Linked DNA regions of Homo sapiens: region 1 is linked to region 2. A link is a loop called in an ENCODE intact Hi-C map of the cell type or tissue named here. Cell type or tissue: HCT116. All regions are shown on one strand. Links, peaks and the distances in the headings refer to the core of each region. The heading gives the core; the rest is flanking DNA. Region 1 overlaps MAU2 (MAU2 sister chromatid cohesion factor). Region 2 overlaps BORCS8-MEF2B (BORCS8-MEF2B readthrough).

Region 1 (13,324 bases), core at 3,437-11,436, 160 kb before region 2:
CTCCCAAAGGGATACAAGCAATGAGCCACTGTGCCTGGCCAAAAATATCTTTTTTTTTTTTTTTGAGATGGAGTCTTGCTGTGTTGCCCAGGCTGGAGTGCAGTGGTGGGATCTCGGCTCACTGCAAGCTCCGCCTTCCTGGTTCATGCCATTCTCCTGCCTCAGCCTCCCAAATAGCTGGGACTACAGGCGCCTGCCACCATGCCCGGCTAATTTTTTGTATTTTTAGTAGAGACGGGGTTTCACCGTGTTAGCCAGGATGGTCTCGATCTCCTGACCTTGTGATCTGCCCGCCTTGGCCTCCCAAAGTGCTGGGATTACAGGCGTGAGCCACCATGCCCGGCCTTTTTTTTTTTGAGATGGAGTCTTGCTCTCACCTAGGCTGGATGGAGTACAATGACACGACCTCGGCTTACTGCAACCTCTCTGCCTCCTGGGTTCAAGCAATTCTCCTGTCTCAGCCTCCAGAATAGCTGGGAGTACAGATGTGTGCCACCACACCTGGCTAATTTTTGTATTTTCAGTAGAGATGAGGTTTCACCATGTTGACCAGGCTGGTCTTGAACTCTTGACCTCAAGTGATCTGCCCACCTCAGCCTCCCAAAGTGCTGGGATTACAGGCATGAGCCACCGTGCCTGTCCCAAAAACATCTTTTTTTTTTTTTTCTGAGACAGAGTCTCACTCTGTTGCCCAGGCTGGAGTGCAGCGGCATGATCTCCGTTCAATGCAACCTCTGCCTCCTGGGTTCAAGTGATTCTCATGCCTCAGCCTCCCGAGTAGCTTGGATTACAGGCGTCCACCACCACGCCCCACTAATTTTTGTATTTTTAGTAAGAGACAGGGTTTCACTATGTTGGCTAGGCTGGTCTTGAACTCCTGACCTCAGGTGATCTGCCCGCCTTGGCCTCCCAAAGTGCTGGGATTACAGGCGTGAGCCATTGTGCCTGCCCAAAATATCTTCTTAAAAAAAAAAAAAAAAAAAAAAAATTCAAGACCTCGTGAGATCAGTGGGTGAGAGTAGGCGAGGAATTGACAGGAAGGACTGAGGCGGCCAGTCCCACCAGAGACTGGCTGACCTTGGGTGGGGACCAATCCCAGGGGCCACTTGTACCCTGAGAGGACACTGTGTTGGCCAAGGATGATATGTTTGGAAGTCCGGCTGAGAGGAGACACCTCTCTGCCCCTCAGGTGTCAACACATAGCATGGGGTGGCTGCGTCATCCCCAGTAGCTCAGGGCAGCTCCTTTGGTTCTGGCTTCAGCTCCCCTGAGCCCTGGGGCTCTGCCTGCCCAATGTCTGAGGCCACACCCATCAGGCCTCCTGCCTTCCCCCCACACCCTCTGTGGGTGCCCAGCTCCTCTGGCCCTGCCTGCCCAGGCTGTGGGAGTCAGGGCATCCACCTAGACGTGCTCTTCGAGGGGCATAGGATGAACAGTGCCATGCCACCCTTAGGGTGCTGGCCGGCTCCTGTCCCTCAGCCAAGCCCCACAGGCACCCAAGCGAGGGGCCCAGGCCAGGGCACTCACCCTGTGGTTTCCCAGCACATAGAAGATGTGGCCCAGAAGCACGAGGGAGCAGGCTGTGAGCCGGTTCAGGTCCTCAGCATTGGACATCTTCAGAGTTTCCCGCAGAAATCGCCTGACAAGGAGAACATGGACGCTGATAACTGCAGGACGGGGCCTGGGCTACCCTGAGCATGGCCCTCACGCCACCCTCTGCCCCACACTTACTTGGCCTCGTTGTAGCGTCCCTGGAAGAAGGAGAAGAGCCCACGCACATAGAAGGCGGCTGCTCGGAGGCAGTGCGAGCTGCAGGGAGAGTGCAGTATCACATGGGGTGGTGATTTTGAGAAGCAGGTTTACAAAACGGCAGTGGGCAGCTGGGGGCTATTTCTGAGAGCCCCCACTGCAGACTGTCTGTGAGGAGGGGTATGGGGTGTCAGGGTGCAAGGGGCAGTCAGGGGCCCCAACCAAAGAGCACGGGGAGCCTAGGCCGTGCGTGGAGTGGTGCCTGGAGCGGCTCACCTGACAGGGAAGCTGTGGTCCGGGTTGATCCTCTCCAGCAGACTGTAGAGCTGCGGGGGAAAGAGCCAGTCAGCACCATTCTGCATCTTCACAGGAGAAAGGTCCCCAAGACACACTGCAGTGCATGGGAATTTCTCTACACCCCCGTCGGGACTGTGGCCTCCAGGCTGAGCCTGGTGACTGACCAGCAAGAGCAGCCTCTGGTGAGAAGGGCCGGGGGCAAGATTTCCACACCCTCAGCCAGCCCTGCCTGTGCCACCCTGTCCTGCAGTAGGTGACAGGGGCCTGGGCGTCCAGAAGGCCTTTGTATGGTCAGAGTGGTGCTGAGGGGCTGGCCTGGCAGTGGGTAGGTTGGCAGGCTGGGGCCCGTGAGCCCTGTGGGCTGTGGGGGTGAGTGGGTGGGATTTCTCTGGAGGTGCAGGGACCCCGGGAGGCTCTGATGGGGGCGTGATCTGACTGATAATTTAGCTGCCCTCTAGCTGCAGAGGCACAGGGGAGCCAAACTCCTCCTCAACACTGCGAGCCCACGTATGGCATCGGATGACTAAGCCGGGGCTGGGCTTTCTTTTTCCTTTGAGACAGGTTCTTGCTCTGTCGCCCAGGCTGGAGTGCAGTGGCTGGATCATGGCTCACTGCAGCCCTCAATCTCCCTAGCTCAAGCAATCCTCCTGCCTCAGTCTCCCGAGTAGTTGGGACCACAGGCCTGCACCCCACCAAGTTTTTAAAAAATTTTTTTGTAGAAATGGGGGTCTCCCTATGTTGCCCAGGCTGGTCTTGAACTCCTGACCTCAAGTGATCCTCCTGCCTTGCTTCCCAAAGTGCTGGGATTACAGGTGTGAGCCAAGCACCTGGCCTGATACACTTTGGAGGTAGACCCCCAGAGGTGAAGGAGATACTAGAACTGAGGGACATCCTAGGGCTGAGGGGGATCCCAGGGCTGAGTGGGCATCCCAGGGCTGAGGAGGGAATCCCAGAGCTGAGGGGGATCCCAGGGCTGAGGAGGGGATCCCGGGGCTGAGGAGGGGATCCCGGGGCTGAGGGGGATCCCAGGGCTGAGTGGGGATCCCAGGGCTAAAAGGGACAGAAGAGGGAACCTAACTCTTATGCAAGCATTGGTTCAGAAGCGCCACGTGAGGGCAACCCTGGGCATCCCCACCCAACACTGCAGCCAGTGAGTGCCCCTGATCCTGCAGGGGCATCAGCACAACCTGGGGACAAGGTGCTCTGGCTGCTGCCCCTTAGGACTGAGCCTCAATGCCTGGCCGACATCCTAGAGCAGACAGCTTGGGCTATAAGACCTTGTCTGTGTGATTCATACAGCTTGGTTTGTTTGTGATAAAGAGAAGTGTTCTGTGGCTATGGGAATGTTTTTGTCCCAGACCTGGCCTCCCCCGGCCATAGCCCGATTCACCTCTGGGTCGCCTTGTGTGTCTGTGTCGGGTGCCGCCCATCCCTCAAAAGGTGAACACCCTGGGGTCTGCTGAGATGTGCTGGTGCCCAGGACAACCCCCTGGTTCCCCAAAAAGAAGAGAACAGAGAGAAAGGATACCGAACATGAAGCATGTCACCTACTACCTCTTGGTGTCTATTTCCTTCCCGTATATACACACTCGCCAGGTTGGTGACGATGAAGGCCCACAGCTCCTGGTGGTTGGTGAGCTGGAATGGGAGGCGGGGACATTAGGGGGCTGGGTCGGGTGCTGTGACCCATGTGGCAGTGTCAGAGCACCCACAATCTCCACGGAGACTACTTTGGAAAAGACTTGTTCTTTTCATTTCAAACACACTTGTTTTGCCTCCTAAGCTCAAGGATAACACAGCTATTACTTCTTCTCATTATAAAACCATCATCTGCGTTACGGGGCAGTTAGAGAACACAGAAGAGGAAAACCAGCCACCCCAATCCTACCCTCAGAACATGTCGGGTTTTGGTCCATTTTCCACTGTCTCTCAGGACTGAGACCTGGTGGACCCTTCCTCCAGGCCACAGCCAGCAACCTGTGGGACCCAGGTGTCCACTGCCATCAAGGCATATGCTGGTCCTAGGCGGGGGTCACTCTTCATAGGGGGAAGTGGGGAAGAGGGGAGCTGTTGTCCCACAGGGGGCCAGCACAGGCCCCGCTCCAGGTAGGTGATGCTGTGTCAGAGACCAGAAATGCTGCTGATGACAGGTGGTGGATGGGCCATGGTCCCTGGCTCTTCTTGGCAAATGAGATCGTTCGTCAAGAGAGGGTCCAATCTATGTAGCTCAAGCCCTGCTCAGACCCTGGTTCCCAGTGGGGCTGGGCAAGAGGTGGAGTGAGCCCAGGAAGCACAGACCCCACCTGCACAGATCCCCTCCTGGCACACACCCAGGAGGCCCAGAGGATCTTCCGAATCAAGCACAGATGCTCTGAGACGTAGCAAGGTGGGAGATGTTTGTTTCAGGGCCACAGGAGGCGTGTGTGTTTGGGGTTAGGGGTGTTGGGGTTGCATCCTGGCTCCATCACTCCTGGGTGGGCCATGAAAAAGAGGCTCTCTTTTGGCCTCGGGGTGAGGACTCCTTAGGGTACATGGCCTTGGGAACTTTGACGCGGAACCAAACCAGCAATAGCAACCACTTGTGGGGAGTGAGACGGAGACGGAGATGGCAGGATGGCAGGGCCACGAGGAGGGTCCTGGCCCTGCTGCAGTCAGAGTGAGCCAGGGTCCTGGGAGCGAGGTGAGGAGGCAGAGGAGTGGGTGCTGAGTCAGCCCTTCCCTCCCAAGCATGCTGTCTGCATGTCAGGGCTCCTGTGCATCTCTGAGGCCAGTGGCGGGGGTGGCAGCACCCACAGGCCTGCGGGGTGCCGTGGAATGGGAACCCTGTCCAACAGTCAGGGCGCACACAGGACTCCCTGGTGACCTTGCCCGAGTGGCAGACAGAGCAGCCTCTGCTCCCTGACACCTCTCCTCAGGGCCCTTCCTGGCACCACCAGGAAAAAGGTGTCCACAGCCTCCATTTCCTGTGAGGAGGTTGAGGCTGAGGTGGGGACACAATGGTCCAGCCCTGGGCTGGGGCGCTCCGTGAGGATGTGGCACCAGCCTTCTTCCAGGGCCTGGCGGGGCCCCCGTCTAAGGCCAGGAGCCTGGGGTGCTGCTTCACCCTCTCCGGCCCAGCAGGACCAAGAGTCCTCCTCTGTCCAAAGAGCACCTGGGAGATGGCCCAGCTCCACCACTCCCCATGGGAGCCCTGAACCCAGGATGGCTCTGAGTTGTCAGCTGACACTTGAGCCAATCCAGCCTTGGGGGTGGGTGCCGCAAAAGTTCCCACTCAGGCATGAAAGTGGTGTCCCCGGACGCGTCGCACCTCTCCCTCACGTCTGCCCTTGGGTCAGCTCAGGAAGCCCCTGGCCCCATAGCTGTCCCTTATCCAGATAAACAGCGCGTCACTGCCAAGGCTGGCATGGGCTGACTACTGTGCATTGCCTCTGGGGCTGCGGCTTTGCATAGCTGACCTAGCGCGACTGCTGTCCTCATCACAGACCACGCCCGACTCCTTACTCAGAAGTGTGGCCCGCCCCGAGCAGCAAGGAGGGCCGGCACCTTACCCGCAGGGCCGTGGTGAACTGGGCTTCCGCGTTGTCCATGCAGTTGACAGAGACACAGTACAGGCCCTGGAAGAAGGTGGTGTTGTCATCAGGGCCGGCCCCTGGGGAGGGGGCTCAGATCAGAGACACGTGGTGTGCCCGGGGCCTGCACGGCTGCCCTGGAGGAGTATGACAATGGCTCTACCGAGCCAGCTGCAAGGCAGGTAATATGCTCACTGTCCCCACCTTTCAGACCCAAGCCAATGTGGGGTGGGACAAGATGCTCACTGGGAGCATTCCGGATCGTGCCTGGGAAGGTTATATGATTACCTATGGGAACATTCCGGATTCTGATTAGGGTGCTGTCAGGGGGTCCTTCACTGGGAATGTTCTGGATCTGGTTAGGTACTTACTTACTGAGAACATTCTGGATTCTCCCGGGGTGTTGTCACAGGGTTACTCACCAGCAATGTGTGCAGCTGTGCTGCATGGTTGGAGAAGAGCCGGGGGGACTGCTGGCACAGCTGGCAGACCTGGGAGATCTGCCGGGAGAGAGTGTACTGCCATCACAGGACTGCAACCTGGGACCTGGCGTCTGAGCAGCAATGGAGAGACCCCATAGCTGGTGGGTGAGCCCATGTCCTGTCTGACCAAACTGGGGTACAAAGCCCCAGCAGACACGTCCACCATGAGGGCAAAGGGCAGCCCAGATCCCATCGTGGACAGGGACCCTTGTCTGTTACTCGTCTCTTCCACTCTGTCCAACAGGTGTCTGGGTTGTAAAGGACCTCCAGCCTACTGAGGGCCCCCATGCCCTCTCAGGAGGGTGGGTACTGGGGGTAGAGTGTTCCTAATGGCAGGGTGGGGTATAACAATCACTGTCAAAGGACCCCCCAAATCCCCAGAGACCATGTGCGCTATCCCCTTGGTGTGCAAGCTTTTGGGCCATGGCCCATTAGTTTTTTGGGTTTTTTTTTTTGAGATGGAGTCTCACTCTGTTGCCCAGGTTGGAGTGCAGTAGTGCGATCTCGGCTCACTGCAACCTCTGCCTCCTGGGTTCAGGCTATTCTCCTGCCTCAGCCTCTCAAGTAACTGGGATTACAGGTGTCTGCCACCACACCTGGCTAATTTTTATATTTTTAGTAGAGGCGGGGTTTCGCCATGTTGGCCAGGCTGGTCTCAAACTCCTGGCCTCAAGTGATCCACCCGCCTCGGCCTCCCAAACTGCTGGGATGACAGGCGTGAGCCACTGCGCCCGGCCTCCACTGGTTTTTGTATGAGATTCTCTGATCAGTGGTGCCCATGCAGGGCTGTAAAACGCTGGCCGACAGCGAGACAGCAGGATGGGCTGGCCTGCCAGTATGCACTTGGCGAATTCAGTCTCTTGTCTGACACTGCTGAGACCCAACAAACTCCTGGGCCTTCCCGCCCCTCCTGCTTCCAGCCTTACCTCCTGCAGCGCCGTGGCCTTGTGACCCGTGACAAGGCGGCACATGATGATGTGCTCCAGCAGGATCACTTGGAAGGATGACAGGATGGGGCTGCAGTCCAGCACTATGGGTGAGAGTCAGGGGTAAGCATGCAGGGGAGGCCAGAGGAGGCGCCACCCCCAGCCCACCGTGCCCCCACCTCGTTCCTGTCTCCTGCCACACTGGCTAGGCACCCACCCCGTCATCTCCCCTAGTCCCCACTGCACCCTCTGAGTGAAGGAGTGTGTCTTGCTGTCCAGGTGGGGAGACGGAGCTGGAGCCAGAGGTTGGTTCCCACAGTGCTCCAAGAAGGGTTGGCTCTCACCCTCACCCTCACCCTACGTGCTCAAGAGCTTGTGGACATGGCAGGTTCTAGAAATGTAGAAATGTGGAAACCACCCTGGATCATGACACCATGCAGCAGAGCCTCAGGCAGTCGGGTAGGGGGACCTGGGCTGGGCCCCACCTCCCAACAGCCCCAAGCAACCATCCTCATATGGGAATAAGAGAAGCACAGGGCCTATCCGGCTTTGGGCTGCCTTGGCTCTGATGCCTTCTCCCCCAGCAGCACTCACGAGGGAGCAAACAGACCGACTAATGGGCACACTATACCAGCCAGGGACGTCTGCTCTGGGTTTGTGCTAGTCAAAGGTCCCTGGATGGATTAGACACTTGAGCATCTGGAAAGAACTCACGACCTCCAAAGGACATGCTGGTGGTCAGTGAGGGCTGAGTTCTGATCCTGGCCTCATCCCGAGTGTCCCTGTCACAACACTGATAATAATTGGGAAAAGCAGCTACCACCTGTTTCAACTGAGCATGACTGGGCACAAGGGACCTGACCAGTCAGGGAGGTACCCCCGACCCCAGGCCTGTCTGCTCTGCTCTGACGTTGGACACCAGCATTTATCAACTAGGGGTGACGAGACCCACCAGGCAGGGTGGCTGGGCGCTGCGGTCACACAGGGTCACTGGGCCCTGGTACAGCTAGCGTCTGGCCAGGCCGTCCGCCAGGGGTCGCTGTGGCCATGTGGCCAGCCGAGCACCTGACTTACTCTTGAGCTTCTCCAGCTGCATGAGGGCCTTGTCCGTGTACTTCTGCGCCTTCTCCAGGTAGCCGGCCTGCATGGAGTGCATCACAGTCACCTAGCGACAAGACCAGACAGCAGGGGTTACCAGGGCCCTCTCCCTCTCCCTGCCCCCGCCCCCAGCCCTGGCCCGGGCCCTGGTGGGGACGCACCAGGTAGACAAGCACACACATGTGCTCCTTGGGCAGCCAGTGGAAGAGGTCAGCGGGGTTGCTGGGCAGGATCTCATCATCGTGCAGTGTGGAGATGGTCTGGATGCACTGCTGCAGCTGCTTCAGACACGGCTTCACGCTCTTCACCTGTGCAGCACCCACACCCGAGCATCCACCTGAGCCTGGCCTCTCAGGAAGCCAGGCCCAGCCCAGCCACCCCTGCTCCTTCCTCTAGGGAGCATCTGCCTTCCCCTTCTGCCAGGGCCACCTCCTGCAAGATGAAGCCGCCCCTGCCGCACTCCCATGAATCAGCCAGGCTTTTGGGGCATGGGGCACAGCCAGGCGGGCAGCTGTGGGACTGAGGCTTGTCCACTGCCCAGTGTTGGGTCCAACACCAAGGCCCAGGAGAGGCCTATCCAGACCCTGCTGGAGCTGCACTTGGTCTTCACGCAGCCAGACCTGAGACGGCAGGGGGAGGCTGTGCTCTGAGGGGGTGGGAGGTGGCTTCCTGGCCCAGGAATCAGGCAGGCGCTGTGGTCCATCTCGCCCTGAGGCCCCGAGGGATGTCTCTGCAGCCCTTGCACCCTGAGGGAAGCGTGGCTGCAGTCTGCTCTGTGTCCCTATGCGCCGAGTGCAGTGCTTCACCCAATGGGCAACGATGGGTATGGATGGACGAACTGGGCAACCCCCTTACCAAGCCCTGTGGAGACTCGCCTGTGGCCCACTGCGACAGGGGTGGGTCTGAGTGGCACAGGGCAGCCCCCAGCCCCCGAAGGGCTGAGACTGTCACACAAGCACAGAGACAAGGAGCTCAAACACAGCCGCTCCCCACCCACGGCAGGGTCATGAGTCCAGTCTCGGACATGGCTGAGCACATCAGTCCCTACTCAACCCCACAGCCGGGGGCCAGACAGACAGCACCTGGGCATCTGCTGTGTGCAGGTGCCATCCCAGCACCTCTGTGGTTTATTCTCATGATTCCCTGAACTGCCATTGGAATCTCTGAGCATCCATACACTGAGCGAGTGTATGCAATGTCACACATAGTACTCCCAAAGGGAGGTGGGGTGGCCAGGACAGACCCTGTTCCCAGATACCAGCACTCGTGGCAGAGCAGGACAGGAGTGTGTGTGTCCGGGACTGGTATGACAGCCCTGTTGTGTGGCAAGGTAAGGCGATGACACAGCTGACCTCACAGCCCAAGACCCATTGGCCTGGGTACCACCCATACCCACTGGTCACAACCAGCAGCTCGCCTGAGAGGCGCCACACACCTGCCCGGCATCCAGATAGTGGGTGACCTGGAGCACCAGGAAGAAGACACGCAGCGACTCCTTCTGGATGGGGTTCCCCTGCCAGTTCTCCACGATCTGCCCGCAGAGGGTCAGCAGCGGGTGCACCTCCTGCAGCTTTCGCTCCATCAGCAGCAGCTGGGGAGGGAGAGGCGCAGGTGTAGGGTACAGGGCTTGCAGGGGCCCTCCCAGGACCGGGAGCACAGGGTCACCTGCCCACCTGCCCTGGGACTGCTGCCACCAATCCAGAGGGCAAGGCCAGCCTGAAACCCCAGCCCAGGCAGCTCCTAACCAGGCTCTTGCCTCAGCATGAATCCCATAGGGTGCAGCCTGAGTTTCCCTCCTGAACCCAGCAGGGCCCGGGCCTCACATTCCAGGCTGCTCACTGTGCCTAAGGGTCTGGGCGCCTAAGGGGCCATGCCATGGAGAGTGGGTGGGGTCTGAGCAGACTCTGTGGGGGCCCTGCCTCACCTCCACAACACCAGCTGCATCCAGCCATGCCCAGCCTCAACTTACCATCCCCTTGCTGAGGAGGAACAGCGCCCTGCAAAACAAGAGGCAGGGGTCAGGTCCTAGCAGGCCCAGGAGCCTCCTGGGATGACTGTGATTACCCCAAGGCTCACAGGACCTAATATGCCACCTCAGGGGACAGTTCAGTGGACAACAGAGAACAGTCCCCTTACAAGACTGCTCTGTTTTATCCTATTGTGTCTGTGTTTATTTTTATTTTTATTTATTTATTTATTTTTTTGAGACGGAGTCTCGCTCTGTCGCCCAGGCTGGAGTGCAGTGGTGCGGTCTCAGCTCACTGCAAGCTCAGCCTCCCAGGTTCACGCCATTCTCCTGCCTCAGCCTCCTGAGTAGCTGGGACTACAGGCGCCCGCCACCACGCCCGGCTAATTTTTTGTATTTTTAGTAGAGACAGAATTTCACCGTGTTAGCCAGGATGGTCTCGATCTCCTGACCTCGTGATCCACCCGCCTCGGCCTCCCAAAGTGCTGGGATTACAGGTGTGAGCCACCGCGCCCGGCCTGTTTTTATTTTTTTTATTATTTTTTTCTTAGAGTCTCACTCTGTTGCCCAGGCTGGAGTGCAATGGTGTGATCTCGATTCACTGCAACCTATGCTTCCCGGGTTCAAGCGATTCTCCTGCCTCAGCCTCCTGAGCACCTGGGACTACAGGCACCTGGCACCATGCCTGGTTAATTTTTTTTTTTTTTTTTTTGAGATGGAGTCTCGCTCTGTCGCCCAGGCTGGAGTGCAGTGGCGCGATCTCAGCTCACTGCAACCTCCGCGTCCTGGGTTCATGCCATTCTCCCGCCTCAGCCTCCTGAGTAGCTGGGACTACAGGCGCCCGCCACCATGCCCAGCTAATTTTTTGTATTTTTAGTAGAGACGGGGTTTCACCATTCACAGGATGGTCTTGATCTCCTGACCTCGTGATCTGCCCACCTTGGCCTCCCAAAGTGCTGGGATTACAGGTGTGAGCCACTGCGCCCGGCCATGCCTGGCTAATTTTTATATTTTTAGTAGAGACGGGGTTTCACCATGTTGGCCAGGCTGGTCTCAAACTCCTGACCTCATGTGATCCACCTGCCTCGGCCTCCCAAAGTGCTGGGATTTCAGGTGTCAGCCACTGTGCCTGGCCTGTATTTATTTTTCTTACATGGCTTAGACGCACTCACGTGAAAAGCCCAGAAGGCGGTTGGGTGCAATGGCTCATGCCTATAATCCCAGCACTTTGGGAGACCAAGGTGGGCAGATCACTTGAGGTCAGAAGTTTGAGACCAGCCTAGGCAACATGGTGAGACCCTATCTCTACAAAAAAAAAACAACAAAAAAAAACGCGGCGGTGGACACACAGCGTTGGGGCCAGTGGGCAGGCTTGGGTGCCTGAACTCAGGCTCAAACCCGCGCCTCATGGTGACTAATTTTTTTTTTTTTGAGACGGAGTCTCGCTCTGTCGCCAGGCTGGAGTACAGTGGCATGATCTTGGCTCACTGCAACCTCTGCCTCCCGGGTTCAAGCTAGTCTCCTGCCTCAGCCTCCCGAGTACCTGGGATTACAGGTACCCACCACCACGCCCAGCTAATTTTTGTATTTTTAGTAGAAACAGGTTTCACCATGTTGGCCAGGGTGGGCTCAATCTCTTGACCTCGTGATCCTCCCACGTTAGCCTCTCAAAGTGCTGGGATTACAGGCGTAAGCCACTGTGCCCGGACCCAATTTTTGTATTTTTTGTGGAGATGGGGTTTCACTATGTTCCCCAGGCTGGTCTTGAACTCCTGGGCTCAAGTGATCCTCCTACCTTGGCCTTCCAAAGTGCTGGGAATATACTGTGAGCTACTGTACTTCACCTGAAATGCCATTTCTGTTATTTGTCCTGGACCAAGATGGCCAAGCCCCTCCTGTTAACAGAGCAGGAGGGAAGGAGGGGAGTGGGTGCCTACCGTGTGTATTCAGATCCCACCACCCGGGCGTACTCGGCCCCTACACCCAGGAGGTCACAGGCCGACACCAGGTCCTTCTCAAGCGTGTGCAGTTGCTAAAAAGGAAAGAGAGCAGTGACCTTTGCTGCCAAACCCATCAGTTTTACGGTACCTGCCTTCGTGCTCTGTTAGCAAACTCAACCAAACCTCCCCACGTCAGTGAAACTGCCTGTGTCAGTTTTGAGCTAAATTAACCAAATTATCTTATCAACGCTAATTGCTTTGGGTACACAGCTCCAGTTGGCCTGTAGTATATATGTCATCTAAACTGAATGGTGCCTGCAGTGGACACTATCTAAACTTAATGGAGCATAGAACCAGCAGCCAAGGCTCACGGCACAGACCCCCAAGGCTGTGTGAGCACCTAAGGCTGTTCTGAGTGCTTTGTGGGGTCTGTCTTCAGTGGGGTGTCCCTAGTGTGTTCCAGGGCCGACAAGGAGGGACTCCCTCAGAGGCAAGTGTCAAAGTCTGAACAGGCTGAAAGGGAGGCACATGCCTGGCTTGACCCTGCAAGGCAATACCTATGGGGCTGTGGTGAAGAGCTCGGCCCTTGGGTGTGCGTGCACATGGTGCCTGCCAACTCTGTGGCCCAGGGGAGGTGACTCACGGCCTGGCCTGCTCCTTTGTCTGCTAATGGGCACAAGAGTGCGTGGGGAGATGGAAGGACACAGCATGTGTATGCAGCTTCTCATCAGGCCTGGGGGAGGAGGGCCTCGGGAACTCCTGGCTGCTGGGGGAGCTCTTCCCTGTGCGTACTTTTCTCAGCCAGACCCTCCTGGGGTGAGGGACTCAGCTGGAGGAACTCCCAACCCAGGGTCCACATACTGCATAGGTGTCATGGGAGGTGGCTAAGTGGTGGCCCGGAAGGCAGGCTGGGTCATGGAAGAGAGAGGCCGGGGGCCGGCCACCCGCCTGAGGGTCCCCAGTGCAGAAGTATGGGTGGAGCCCAGGACAGGAGAGGTGCCCCACGTGGTGGAGCCTGCCGGCCCCTCCACTGCAGCCGGGAAGGCCGAGTTCAGAGTCCCCCAACAACCGAGCACTGTGGAGCTCAGAGACCAGGGCTTCACCTATATCTGGGGGGGCCAAAGGGAGCATGAGGAGGAACTGTGTGGATCCCAGGATGAGGGTGTGCCCCAGCAGCCTCCAACGTGAGGGGCCCCATGTGGGACACAATGCTTGACATGGCCATTTGTGGCCTGATAGGCAGCCCCTTGGAGTCTCAGTGTAGCTCCTAAAAAAAACCCACAGTGGGTCTCTGGCA
Region 2 (8,000 bases), core at 1-8,000:
GGCATTGGATTCATCTCTGTAGCAAACTTTGAGGCTGGTGCTGTTATTCTTTTTTTGTGGATGAGGAAGCTGAGGCTCAGAGAAGCTCTGCTCTCCCAAGTCCAAGCTTTTAACTTTTCCTGTGAACATGTAACCTAATCAGTTGAAATTGGTATTAAGAGAAAGGAACAAAATGCCTGCCAAGGTCCTCCGTGAGGTGGAGGGGTCATCTTTTAAGCTTGGTAGTCAGGGAGGGTCTTGCCCAGGAGGTGACATTTGAGCAGACCTGAGGGATGAAGGAGAGCCAGTGACGGAATGGTGTCTCCAGGTGGGAATACCAAGTGCAAAGGCCTTGAGGTGACCAAGTGTTTAGAGCTCTGCTGTAATGAATAAAGGAGCAACTGGTCACATACGGGCATTTAATTTTTTTTTTTTTGGGACAGAGTCTCACTCTTTTGCCCAGACTGGAGTGCAGTGGTATGATCATGGCTCACTGCAGCCTCCACTTGTCAGACCCAAGCAGTCCTCCCACCTCAGCCTCCTGAGTAGCTGGGACTACAGGTATAGATCACCATGACCAGCTTATTTTTGCAATTTTTTATAGAGGTGGGGTTTCGCCATGTCTCCCAGGCTGGTCTTGAACTCCTAGGCTGAATCCATCCTCCTGCCAAAGTGCTGGGATTACAGGCGTGAGCCACCGCACCCGGCGTTGGTCTCAAATTCTTATCCTCAAGTGATCCTCCTACCTTGTCCTCTCGGGCAGTGAGAAAGTTCTGGGCAGTGCTGGGAGGTCCAAGGAAGAGCCAGGGGTGGAGGGCAAGGAAGGCAGGGAGGTCAAGAGCAGCCAGAACATGCAGGGCAAGAAAGGCGGATTTTATTCTCTGGCAGGTGGGAGCTATGGAAGAGTTTAAAGCAAGGGTGGGAATAGATGATTTGTTCATTTGGAGTTTGCCTCACGTGCTGCATGGAGGTTGAACTGTTGGCAGCAGGGGAAGCAGAGAGGCCAGGGAGAAGGTGGATCTGGCATCCAGGCAGGAGATGGCCGTGCCTCGCTGTGCCTGGACCGGTGCGGGCAGTGTGGTATAATAGAACAGGTGAGACTGGAACCATCAGGATCTGCCCAAGAATGGGACAGGAAAGGCGGGCCCTGCTGGCTGGCTGGGAATGCCGTTGTTGAAACAGACCCTGTAATGAGGATTTGCGTGCAATTAATTTATCAGGGCCGGGCGGTGGCTCACTCCTGTAATCCCAGCACTCTGGGAGGCCGAAGTGGGCAGATCACTTGAGGTCAGGAGTTCGAGACCAGCCTGGCCAACATGGTAAAACCCCATCTCAAATAAAAATACAAAAATTAGCCAGGCGTGGTGGCGGGTGCCTGTAATCCCAGCTACTCGGGAGGCTGAGGCAGGAGAATCACCTGAACCCGGGAGGTGGAGGTTGCAGTGAGCCGAGATTACACTACTGCACTCCAGCCTGGACAACAGAGCAAGACTCTGTCTCAAAAACAAGAAAAAAAAAATTTCATCAGGAGACACCTGCAGGGGAGAAGGGGAAACAGGGCAGGGCTGGCTGGTGAGGAGGCTGAGCGAGGGGCACCTCAGGTAAAATCTGCAGAGGGAGGCCTCATCCTGGGCCTGCACAGGAGCCCAGGGGGATGTTAGGCTCTGGGTTGTTCAGTGCCCAGCGAGGGACACAGGTTTCCATATCTCTCACTGGTGAGTGGCAGCTGAGGCCCTCCTGGGATGTGAACTTCCAGGCACTTTCAGGTCCTGTGGGCATGCTCTGAAGAGTCCCGAGTGTGGTCACGGGGGCAAAAAGAATGCCGGGAAGTGCAGTAGGCAGCAGTGTCCACTACCGGTGGGTTTGGGAGGGAAAGATGAGAAGAGTTCACTGGGGGCCAGGCACAGTGGCTCATGCCTATAATCCCAGCACTTTGGGAGGCTGAGGCAGGAGGATCACTTGAGACCAAGAGTTCAGGACCAGCCTGGGCCACATAGCAAGACCTTGTCTCTATTTTAAAAAATGAGCCGGGCGCGGTGGCTCATGCCTGTAATCCCAGCACTTTGGAGCCCGAGGCAGGCGGATCACGAGGTCAGGAGATCGAGACCATCCTGGTAACACAGTGAAACCCCGTCTCTACTAAAAAATACAAAAAGTTAGCCGGGCGTGGTGGCGGGTGCCTGTAGTCCCAGCTACGCGGGAGGCTGAGCCGGGAGAATGACGTGAACCCAGGAGGTGGAGCTTGCAGTGAGCCAAGATTGCCCCACTACACTCCAGCCTGGGCGACAGAGTGAGACTCCATCTCAAAATAATAATAAATAAATAAATAAATAAATGAAAAAACTAGCCAGGCATGGTGGTTTGCACCTGTAGTTCTAGCTCCTCGGGAGGCTGAGGCGTGATGATGCCTTGAGGCTGGGAGTTTCGAGGGTGCAGTGAGCTGTGATCACACCACTGCACTCCAGCCTGGGCAACAGAGCGAGACCCTGTCTCTAAAAAAAAAGTTCAATCAAGCTGGCCAGGCGCGGTGGCTCAAGCCTGTAATCCCAGCACTTTGGGAGGCCATGGTGAGCGGATCACGAGGTCAGGAGATCGAGACCATCCTGACCAACATGGTGAAACCCTGTCTCCACTAAAAATACAAAAATTAGCTGGGCGTGGTGGTGCATGCCTGTAATCCCAGCTACTCAGGAGGCTGAGGCAGGAGAATCACTTGAACCAGGGAGTCGGAGGTTGTGGTGAGCCGAGATTGCACCACTGCACTCCAGCCTGATGACAGAGCAAGACTCTGTCTCAAAAAAAAAAAAAAGAAGTTTACTCGTTATGAACTCATCACTCATTATGTCCTCTCATTAATGTCCTCTTTTTTTTTTTTTGAGATGGAGTTTTGCTCTTGTTGCCCAGGCTGGAGTGCAATGGCATGACGTCAGCTCACTGCAACCTCCACCTCCCAGATTCAAGTGATTTCTCCTGCCTCAGCCTCCAGAATAGCTGGGACTACAGGCGCCCGCCATCATGCCTGGCTAATTTTTGTATTTTTAGTAGAGATGGGTTTTACCATGATGGCCTGGCTGGTCTTGAATTCCTGACCTCAGGTGATCTGCCCACCTCAGCCTCCAAAGTGCTAGGATTACAGGCGTGAGCCACCGCACCCGGTCTCATTAATGTCCTCTTGAGTGAGCCCTGCTGTGACCACTTCCTCCAGCCTGTCATGGGCCAGGAGTGACCTAGCTGCGGAGGGACACGCCAGATGCCCCCTTTGCTCTGGCTGGGCTCAACACTTGAGCAATGAGGAGGCTGACGCTTTGTCTCCCCACACCCGCCCCATCCCTACCACCTGTATCTAGTCACGGACAAGTTCACTGAGAGCGTCTACGTCCTGGCCAACGAGCCATCCGTGGCCCTGTACCGGCTGCAGGAGCATGTGCGTCGCTCCCTCCCCGAGCTGGCCCAGCACAAGGTGAGCTGGGGCCTGCTGGGAGGAGCAGGGGCTGTCAGGGCAGGAGTCAAGGCTGGGACACCAGCAAGGAGGCATGTGGTGGCAAAGCCAGGTCAGAGGCGTGGTGGACAGATCTGGGATAGATTTTGAAGGAGATGGCAAGATGTGTGTATTAGTTCATTCTCATGCTGCTATCAGGACATAGCCAAGACTGGGTAATTTATAAAGAGGTTTAATTGACTCACAGTTCAACAGGGCTGGGGAGGCCTCAGGAAACTTAGAATCATGGCAGAAGGGGAAGCAAACATGTACTTCCTCACATGGCAGCAAGAAGGAGAAGTATGAGTGCCCAGTGAAGGGGGAGGCCCCTTATTAAAACCACAAGATCTCGTGAGAACTCACTTATCAGGAGAACAGGATGAGGGGAACCACCTCTATGATTCAGTTGTCTCCACCTGGTCCCTCTCACAACACATGGGGATTATGGGAACTACAATTCAAGGTGAGATTTGGGTGGGGACACAGTCAAACTATACTATTCTGTTACAGTTATGACCTGCATGGCAAGGAGGCAGCCGTCTGACTATCTAAGGGAAGGATGTGCCAGGCAGGGGGAACAGCCTGTGCAAAGGCCCTGAGGCATGGTGGCCAGGTGTTCACAGAAAGCCCAGACCTGTGAGGGAAGGGAGTTGCAGGAGGAAAGGTCTCTGCTTCCACCATGAGGACTCAGGAGAGCCCCAACCAAGAGAGCTGGGAGGAAGGCCCTCTAGGTGGGGGTGGCCTCCCTTGCCAAATATCTCCTGCGCCCCCTACAGGCAGACATGCAGCGTTGGGAGGAGCAGAGCCAGGGAGCCATCTACACTGTGGAGTACGCCTGCAGGTGAGCGCCACAGCCTCCCCGCTGCAGGGCCACCTTTTGCTGCTCTGGCCTCCTGGGCATTCAGGGGCATCCCAGCCAACTGCCCAGTAAGCCCCACCCTGCCAGGCCTACCCGAGTGGGTGTATGGGGTCTGTACCACGATTCACTTGGCCAGGGCCCCAGGTGGGTCTCTTCCCTGTGCTGAGCCCCTCCCCAGCTGCCACAGGAAAGAGGGATAGGGATTCTGGAAGATGCCTCTGGGGACCAGCATTTCTCTCCCACAGCCAGGACAGATGGGCCAGTGGGGTGGATGGCAGCCAGGGGGAAGCCCAAAGCACAGATATGGCTGTTTATTTTTAAATTTTTTTTGAGACAGAATCTTACTCTGTCACCCAGGCTGGAGTGCAGTGGCATGATCTCAGTTCACTGCAACGTCCGCCTCTCAAGTCCAAGCAGTTCTCCCGCTTCAGCCTCCCGAGTAGCTGGGACTACAGGCGCCCGCCACCTTGCCCGGCTAATTTTTGTATTTTTAGCAGAGATGGGGTTTCGCCATGTTGGCCAGGCTGGTCTCAAACTTCTGACCTCAGGTGATCTACCCACCTCAGCCTCCCAAAGTGCTCAGATTACAGATGCGAGCCACCACGCCTGGCCGGTGTTTCTTTTTGTTACTGACCCCTTGCCTCCTGTGCTTTGGTTCCATTCCTCGTGACTGTATTCCCAAGCCTTATTCCGGTTGCCTCGGGTTGCCCAGTTGGCCTTGGAAGTTCCTCGACTTTGCACAGACATGCTGTTTGCACCTGACATGGGCTGTGGGCCATTTTATTGGCGGCTGAATGATGCTCCCAGCAGTTCCCTTGGTGTGTTGCTGTTTGGTTGTGTGGGCGAAGGTGCCTAGACAAGAAATCCTGCTGCTGGGGCAGTATTCTGCCATTGGCAGCCTTGGCCCCCTTGGTGGGACAAGGGTTGACCAGACAGACAGTATCTTCCTTAGCTCAAGGAAAAGAAAAGAAATAGGAGTTGCTAGAGCTGGGAATGGTTATGCACGCCTATAGTTCCAGCTACTCAGGAGGCTGAGGTGGGAGGATGCCTTGAAAGGAGTTCAGGGTCAGCCTGCGTGATATAGCCAGACCTCTCCTCTAAAGAAGAAAGAAATACGGCCGGGTGCAGGGGCTTACGCCTGTACTCCCAGTGCTTTGGGAGTCTGAGGTGGGAGGATCACTTCAGCCCAGGAGTTTGAGACCAGTCTGGGCAACCTGGTGAAACCCTATTCCTACAAAAAATACAAAAACTAGCCGAGCCTGGTGGCACACACCTCTAGTCCCAGCTACTCGGGATGCTGAGGTGGGAGGATTGCTTAAGCCTGGGAGGTTGAGGCTGCAGTGAGTGGAGATTGCACCACTGCACTCCAGCCTGGGCAACAGAACAAGATCCTGTCTCAAAAAAACAAAAAACAGACCGGGCGCGGTGGCTCACACCTGTAATCCCAGCACTTTGGGAGGCCAAGGCAGGCGGATCATGAGCTCAGGAGATCGAGACCATCCTGGCTAACACGGTGAAACCGCGTCTTTACTAAAAATACAAAAAAATTAGCCAGGTGTGGTGGCACCTGTAGTCCCAGCTACGTGGGAGGCTGAGGCAGGAGAATGGCATGAACCCGGGAGGTGGAGCTTGCAGTGAGCCGAGATCACGCCATTGCACTCCAGCCTGGGCGACAGAGCGAGACTCCGTCTCAAAAAAAAAAAAAAAAAAGAAAGGAAAAAAAAAAACCAACAAAAAACCTATGCTTTCTTCTGCTTCCTCTAGCTGTGCCATCTAATCCAGGAACCTACGCCATGGGTGGCTAAGCACACTTCAATTTTAACTCGTTAAAATGAAACTGGGTGCAGTGACTCACGCCAGTAATCCCAGCACTTTGGGAGGCCGAGGTGGGCAGATCACTTGCGGCAGGAGTTAAGACCAGCCTGGCCAACATGGTGCAACCCTATCTCTACTAAAAATACAAAAATTAGCCAGGTGTGGTGGTGGGCACCTGTAATCCCAGCTACTTGGGAGGCGGAGGCAGGAGAATCGCTTGAACCTGGGAGACGGAGGTTGCTGTGAGCTGAGATTGTGCTCAGTCTGGGCAACAAAGTGAGACTTTGTCTCAAAAAAAAAAATTAAAAATTAAAAAAAAATTACAAAATGAGGCTGAGCGCAGTGGCTCACGCCTGTAATCCCAGCACTTTTGGAGGCCGAGGCAGGAGGATCCCCTGAGGTCAGGAGTTTGAGACCAGCCTGACCAACATGTACTAAAAGTACAAAAATTAGCCAGGTGTGGTGGTGGGCACCTGTAATCCCAGCTACTTGGGAGGCTGAGGCAGGAGAATTGCTTGAACCTGGGAGGCGGAGGTTGCAGTGAGCCGAGATCACACCATTGCACTCCAGCCTGGGCAACAAGAGCGAAATTCCGTCTCAAAAAAAAAAAAAGAAAGAAAAAAAATATTCAGCTCCCAAGTCCCGCTAGCCACATTCCAGGTGCCTCTCAGCCATCTCAATGGATAAAGAACATTTTCATCACCACAGAAGTTGCCCCAGATACCACTGGGCTAGGCGGGAGGCCAGCGAACATTTGTCTGTAGTGAAATGTATATTTTTTTTTTTTTTTTGAGACGGAGTCTCGCTCTGTCGCCCAGGCTGGAGTGCAGTGGCGCGATCTCAGCCCACTGCAAGCTCTGCCTCCCAGGTTCATGCCATTCTCCTGCCTCAGCCTCCCGAGTAGCTGGGACTACAGGCGGCCGCCACCACGCCCGGCTAATTTTTTTGTATTTTTAGTAGAGACAGAGGTTTCACCTTGTTAGCCAGCATGGTCTTGACCTCCCGACCTCATGATCCACCCGCCTCAGCCTCCCAGAGTGCTGGGATTACAGGCATGATCCACTGCGCCCATCCCAGATTTTTCTTTTTAAGAGATGGGGTCTCGCTGTGTTGCCCAGGCTGGTCTCAACCTCCTGGGCTCAAGCCATCCTCTTGCCTTGGCCTCTTGAGTAGCTGGGATTATAGGTGTGAACCACAGTGCCCAGGTGTTTTTTCTTTCCTATTTTTTACACCCCCATTATCAGCAGTAATGGCCGAGATATTTTTTATGACATCTTTATACACTGATCCCTCCTTCAAAACATTAGATGTTTCAGTGGCAGAGAATGTGCTGTGTTGCACAGATGTCATCTAGTCATAGCAGGGAAATCTAAAATGTAAGCCCACTGTGAGTCCTTCGGGAAGCCCGCAGAATCACTGAGGTACCCACCGAGCCCTGGTGGTGACCTCAAGTGCTGGGGTGTGGGACAGTTACCTGCAGGTCCGGAGCGCTGACCAGGCCTGTCCTCCCGTTTCAGCGCCGTGAAGAACCTGGTGGACAGCAGCGTCTACTTCCGCAGCGTGGAGGGTCTGCTCAAACAGGCCATCAGCATCCGGGACCATATGAATGCCAGTGCCCAGGGCCACAGGTAGCTCCTGGGACCGCCCGCCCCCACTGCCACTCCCAGCTGCAAGGACCGTCTCTCAGCTGCGCTGGGAACCGCTGCTTCTCGCTTATTAGAAAACTGTCTCTTTCCTTTTGTCCTGGTGTCTGGTGACCTCCTCTTGTCCTGTGGCATCTATAACCTGAGTTCAGTCACTTAATACCGAGGTCCTGCGCTCTGCTGTGTGCCTGGCCCTGGGCTGGGCACTGGGGACATAGCAGTGACC

Evidence for each region. A loop is a pair of places that touch in the nucleus more often than their neighbours do. Peaks named below come from ENCODE experiments on the same cell type or tissue, not always from the same donor. Only the 100,000 strongest peaks of a DNase experiment are listed, where the experiment ranks them.
Region 1: it touches region 2 in a loop (7-fold over the local background); 9 of 110 quality-filtered maps call a loop at or near these places.

The regions. Positions count from the first base shown.
Region 1 is chr19:19,337,640-19,350,963 of GRCh38, reverse strand. MAU2 (MAU2 sister chromatid cohesion factor) reads right to left here. Exons shown (of 19, transcript NM_015329.4): 5 at 12,025-12,119; 6 at 10,091-10,118; 7 at 9,557-9,712; 8 at 8,283-8,429; 9 at 8,098-8,188; 10 at 7,024-7,127; 11 at 6,038-6,115; 12 at 5,595-5,660; 13 at 3,598-3,684; 14 at 2,026-2,075; 15 at 1,732-1,809; 16 at 1,528-1,639. Among named protein-coding and RNA genes, the nearest start is that of MAU2, 23 kb to the right of the region's middle. RefSeq lists enhancers at 1,532-2,032, 8,419-8,927 and silencers at 8,040-8,179, 8,220-8,309. In HCT116, for the core only: CTCF peaks have their summits at 7,840 and 8,039 (motif pointing right); a DNase peak (open chromatin) is centred at 8,043.
Region 2 is chr19:19,182,332-19,190,331 of GRCh38, reverse strand. It overlaps BORCS8-MEF2B (BORCS8-MEF2B readthrough), which reads left to right. Exons shown (of 12, transcript NR_027308.2): 2 at 3,327-3,439; 3 at 4,234-4,298; 4 at 7,649-7,759. It overlaps BORCS8 (BLOC-1 related complex subunit 8), which reads left to right. Exons shown (of 6, transcript NM_001145784.2): 2 at 3,327-3,439; 3 at 4,234-4,298; 4 at 7,649-7,759. Among named protein-coding and RNA genes, the nearest start is that of BORCS8, 5.8 kb to the left of the region's middle. RefSeq lists an enhancer at 4,359-4,860. In HCT116, for the core only: a CTCF peak has its summit at 4,235 (motif pointing left); a DNase peak (open chromatin) is centred at 4,221; H3K27ac peaks cover 1,141 bases.